Regions from separate parts of the Homo sapiens genome. Here region 2 is linked to region 1. Evidence: chromatin contacts called from ENCODE Hi-C or POLR2A ChIA-PET data. All regions are on one chromosome and are shown on one strand. Each heading gives the region's core, a stretch centred on a gene start or an enhancer-like site at or near the end of the contact. The rest is flanking DNA. Distances are from core to core; before and after follow the strand shown.

Region 1 (2,700 bases), core at 99-2,598:
TGGATTCTAAATATTATAACCATAATTTAAATATGCAATGGAATTTGAAACTTCTCAAGTTGTCTGTGTGACCTCAGGGTATGACATGAAGTATCATCTGTTCCAAAGATGACAGGGACCTCACTGAGAAAGGAACTTAAAAGTTCTATCAAATTGGTTATAGTACAGGTTTTGGGGGAGGAGGAGGGAGAGGGGGATAGCAGACGTAGATTTAGAGTATGGGAATTGGACAATTAAAATGGAAAGAAGGTTCAAATATGTTGAGAAGCAAGTCAGTACATGTGCAAAAACAGAAAACACCATGCACATGTAGATTTAGAAGAATTGCTAATACCCGCAGTGTTCCAATGAGGCATAAACGCAAACCATGGCGTGCCCTGCAGGGTCTCTCTGTGTGTTCATTACTTTTAATACCATTCTGTGCAAGCCTCAGAGGAACACAGCCAACTCCCACATCTTGGGGTTAGCATAATCTTGCTGTGGCTGGCACTCAGCCTGTGCTTGACTAAGTCTGCTGATGTTTCTGAGAGGAGAAAAAAAATGGAAAGCATTTGGTTTGGTTGTACAGATTGCTTTCTTTTATAAAGTGGGGGTGGGCTGGTTGAAGTGGTGGCAATGTATGTTTTCAACTGGGCTAAGTCTTGAAAATTACAAAATACAACAAAATGAAATTAATTCTTTTTGTTAATCATCAGGATTTATTGCTGTCCTTTTGGGGGGTGAGAACTTGATGTGGAAACACTGATCATACAAAAGAATTACAATAAAGTTATGACATCTCTCCCATCTTTTCCAGAGCTTTTTTCTGTTCCCTATCATTGCCTGGATAGTGGTTATTCAAATGCTAGTTAATTAAATTTTGGTAAGGACCAATGCAACCAGATTTATCTTAGTCTCTTCATCTTCTGTTCCTAATTTACCCTTTAAGGAACTCTGATTGCAAATCCCATAGAAGAAAAATCAGAGGGTGATGAGAGGAAGGAACAGAGATTGTGCTGAGTTTTATCAACTAGGAAATAAAGTGAAAATGAATTTTCAAAGTGCTGGAAAGGGGCAGAGACACACAGGCTTATCCCCTGTGCTTGAGCATGATAGTTTCACTATAGTCCCTACTTTGTTCATGTGTTCAAGGTATGTTTTTTTCTCTCTCTCCCTCCCCTTTCCAGAGGTCTAAGGCTCTCAAATTGAGAGAAGCTCAAAATATCACATTGTTGGGAAAGAGCTGACTCTGGCTTTCTTCAGGGAATTTAGAGGCCCAGTGACTTAGAGCAAATCACATGGCTGGTGATTGGCTTTGTCTCTGTTTTTATAAGTGATTAAAAAGAAAACCACTTCAATAATCCTCAGACCTCTGCTCTCGCCTGGGATCTCTTCCAACCAGGCCTGCTCAGCAGAACCCCTGGGAGGAGGAAAGCACACGAGCTCTCAGCCAAAAAATTAGAAAAAGCAACAAAGACATTGGAACCGGAAACTTCAGTGTGGGCCAGAATTCAAGGGCAATACCTTTTTCCCTCCTGGTTTGAGACTCACATTCAGTACTCCCATTTCATCTTTAGTTCCTCCTCTCTCAGCTTTCAGGGCCTTCACGAAACCTTGGAGCGTGATTTGATAAACATTTGCTTTGAACACAGAGACAGTGTGGCTCTGAGTTGCCAGTGGACAATGGAGTGACAATAATAACAATGAGATGATTTAAATCGCGTATGATTCTAAAGACAAGTAATGTGTTACTGGGGACAGAAGACTTTGCTCTATCCTGGGGGGGTACTCTTAAATGAAGGAATTTCAGAACAGATTTCCCAAATGAATGCATTTCTTAGTCCCTAAACAAACCATTAACAAAACTTAAATTTATTTAGTATTCTTTAGATTGACCTGTATTAGTTTTCATTCTAACATCCATATGTAGGTTTTCGAAATCTAAATCTAAGTGAGGAAGGCCCTGTGTTCCAGGTCCTGAAGTCTGAATGCCTGTGTTAGAAACCTAGCTCCTCTATCTATTTGCTAAATGATCTTCAGTGAACATATGACCTTTCTGGCTCCTCATTCCTCATTTATAAAATGGAGTAATAATAAGGAATCTGCCCCCTGGGGGTGCTTGAAGAAGTAAAGGAAATAATGTGTATAAGATATTTTACACAGTACCTGCAACATAGGGAGTATTTAAGAAAAATGACTATGTTACCTTTAGAACAGGAAAGTTGCTTTTATGCTTTTCTGTATTCCTATATTATGTAGCGTTTTAAAAAGGGAATAATGAATAAAGGATAGTAGTTCTGGAAGATAGTCATTTAGTCATTTTCTCTAACTCTTTTTTCACCTTACAGGCAGATGATCAAATTACTGAGTCTTTTTGTTACAAAGTGGTATTGGCAGAATATTTCCTTTAGAATATTGTAGTGTGGTTTCCCCTTCTAAAATTACTAAAATGCCAGGAAATTATCCATTCTGGAGTCATAGTGGGTTTAGTGTGCTTGAGACCTTGAGTATTTTCTTGTGTTTATGGTCATATAAATGCAGACACACAGAAAACAAGGTTATATAAAGTAACATTTGTACCTTGAATCATATTCATTTAATGTTTTATATTGCTAAAAAATACATTGTATTGCTATTTTTGTTTCACCCAGAAATATCTGGATGAAAGAAAATCCAGAAGGAATTATGATTTCTGCACATGACTTGTTTTTTTATTTTATG
Region 2 (2,700 bases), core at 151-2,650, 42 kb before region 1:
TTCATCATTTCACTTCACCCCTGACCTGACCTAAACCTCTTTCAAACTTACTGCTATTAGTCCATTGCTTTGCTCAGTACCCTAGTGCTGAAGCCTGCATTTATTTCACAATCTGCAGTGTAGCAATTTATTATTATGCTACATCTTGTCTCTGTACATTAGATAGCATGTCTAGTGACATAATTCAGTTAAATGAAAATTTGAACATGTATTTAGTTATAGTTTAAAGCAAAGATAACATAACTAATATGTCTTGAATTACAGCTCTAGACAATTGTGTGTTTTTGTGGGGTAATTGCTAACTGACTAGAGTAATCTTGGCACAGGAAATATGAGAATGTCAATTAAAACTGAAAATATCAAAGTGCCAGGCTATTTTTTTTTTTTTTTTTTTTGAGACAGTGTTTCACTCTGTCGCTCAGGCTTGAGTGTAGTGGCATGATCTTGCTTCATTGCAACCTCTGCCTCCCAGGCTCATGTGATCTTCCCACTTCAGCCTCCCAAGTAGCTAGGACCACAGGTGCATGCCACAATGCCCAGCTAGTTTTTTTTGTATTTTTGGTAGAGACGGAGTTTTACCATGTTGCCCAGTCTGGTCTCGAACTCCTGAGCTCAAGCAGTCCACCTGCCTTTGCCTCCCAAAGTGCTGGTATTACAGGTATTCTTTTTTCTTTATTTTCATATTTAGGTATCAGGATACATAATTTGATTAAGTATAAATAATGTAAAGTTGAACTGAAAAATTATCTTGAAAGTTGCTGCATCACTAAGATATGTCTTACACAGACAATTAAGTGTTGTTAGTGTAGCACCTTCTTTTAATAAAACACTTTCTTATTCCAACTTCTAAGAAAAAATACTGCTCTCACAAATTTTTTAAAAAATGATTATTGCTATCCCATCAGTCACACAACTGGTGCCTAAGAACATCAAATGGTAAATCTAAGCATATTAATTACATCATTAAAGTAGCATTTGGGCACGCTAAGATACATTACAATAACAATAACCTTTCTGTTTAATAGGATGCACTACCAGCGTGTAATGCAGAAGTTGCATACAATGAAGATATCTCATTCCATCACCTCGTGGCATAAATCAATATAGTCAGAGCAAAAAAGAATGACTATTTCCATAAAAATGACATTAAACTATTTGTATGCTTGTATGTGCGTGCGTGTGTGTCTATATGGAATGCCACAATTTGAAAGCCAGATAAACTGCTCCAGAGAAAGCAGAGTTGCTTGGTTACATCTGCTGAAAACAATCTGTGCTGTGTATGAGAGCTCATGTCAGCCCAGTAATTACCACAACTGAGATAAAGCCTGTGCTAAATGTCACCTGCCGCTGACAAGCACAGGAAGCCAAACACTGCTAAATGAGTCAGTTACTCTGGGAGTGCTTAGCTCTACTTGCAGGCTAAAAGCATTTGTCTTGTGTATAAAAGGAAAAAATATACGTGATAAAAGAAAAAAATCAGAAACACATTTATAATGTAAACCTGACTGAAATTCTCCACCACCCACTCAGAAGTACATTAGGTAGAAGGCTAACAAATGCAGTGAGGTTGAAGGAGAAATATTAAAGCATTAATGGACATTTCTGAGTCTGGAAGAGTCTTCTACCTTTTACCACAAATTGCTCATTAGTCAGTACAATGCAGTTTCCCACAGTCTAGAATGATCCCCCAAAGACAGCTGAGGTTCCTATTGACAACAACCAACCAATAACACGCTGGAACAGCTTGCTTGAGTCTGCATAGAATGCCCAAGGACACAATGTGCTTTTTTTTTGAGACGGAGTCTCGCTCTGACACCCAGGCTGGGGTGCAGTGGTGCCATCTCGGCTCACTGCAACCTCCGCCTTCTGGATGCAACCAACTCTCCTGCCTCAGCCTCCTGAATAGCTGGGATTACAGGCGCACACCCCCAAGCCCGGGTAATTTTTGTATTTTTAGTAGAAATGGGGTTTCACCACATTAGCCAGGCTGGTCTCAAACTCCTGACCTCATGATCCACCCACCTCGGCCTCCCAAAGTGCTGGGATTACAGGCGTGAGCCACCGTACCCGGCCACAATGTGCATTTTTTAAAAGTCTTAGATAGAAGGAGATTTACTGATGTTTTAATAAGTATTTCTGACAAAAGCAGGATTAATAATGTTGATGTGAGGAAAATGCCACCTTCTCCCTACTTATTTTCTTCTTTACCAATCCATTAAAAAATCATTCTCTCCAGTTAGAATTCTATTTTAGCTGCTTTGTAATGTGATTTGATTACTAAAAGACTCTTGTCACCCAATCACCTAACCCTTTTTTGATACTTAAGTAAAAATTTCTAGCCTCCAGCAGAGGATCTGAAGTGTACTAAGCACCAAAACTCAGAGTGTAATTGTTGAACTAGAATGGCTTTGCTAGCACCCAGGTAACAATGCCAATATCAAGGTAATGGTGTGGAGGTTGCTGCAGGTGCTCTCTGAGGAGGCCTTCATGAGCATCTCTCATTACCTTGGTGAATGGACCAAATTTCAGGGCCTGACCCTCAGCCTTTGGCTTCAGAAGCTGTTTCTGGAACACCACGAGTGGATTCAGCTTTGAGGATGCACTTTTATGAACTCACAATCAGTTGCAAAAATGAATATTACACAATAGTACATTATTGTACTCTGTATTGAGCCTGAGATTATCTGAAAATAGATGACA

What was found. Hi-C counts contacts between places; a loop is a spot of excess contacts on that map. ChIA-PET counts read pairs that join two places held with the same protein, here RNA polymerase II (POLR2A). Pooled maps may share reads with other maps.
Region 2: a loop to region 1 is called in a map of heart right ventricle, with 2.5 times the contacts of the local background. The contact joins two enhancer-like sites. A Hi-C loop is called at or near these places in 4 of 168 maps with a recorded cell type or tissue (Right ventricle myocardium inferior, cardiac septum, heart left ventricle and 1 more) and 4 of 50 pooled maps. POLR2A ChIA-PET finds 5 or more read pairs at or near these places in 3 of 52 experiments (MCF 10A, WTC11 and activated naive CD4-positive, alpha-beta T cell).

What each region holds. Positions count from the first base shown.
Region 1 is chr5:126,001,244-126,003,943 of GRCh38, reverse strand. The region is part of intron 2 of LOC124901056 (a long non-coding RNA gene); the gene reads left to right. Among named protein-coding and RNA genes, the nearest start is that of LINC02039, 180 kb to the left of the region's middle. Within about 2 kb of position 1,348, at least 14 of the 41 ENCODE cell types and tissues checked have a DNase peak (open chromatin) inside an H3K27ac peak, as active enhancers do; they include heart right ventricle, where a contact is called at or near this core.
Region 2 is chr5:126,042,896-126,045,595 of GRCh38, reverse strand. All of the region lies in intron 2 of LOC124901056 (a long non-coding RNA gene), which reads left to right. Among named protein-coding and RNA genes, the nearest start is that of LINC02039, 140 kb to the left of the region's middle. Within about 2 kb of position 1,400, at least 3 of the 41 ENCODE cell types and tissues checked have a DNase peak (open chromatin) inside an H3K27ac peak, as active enhancers do; they include heart right ventricle, where a contact is called at or near this core.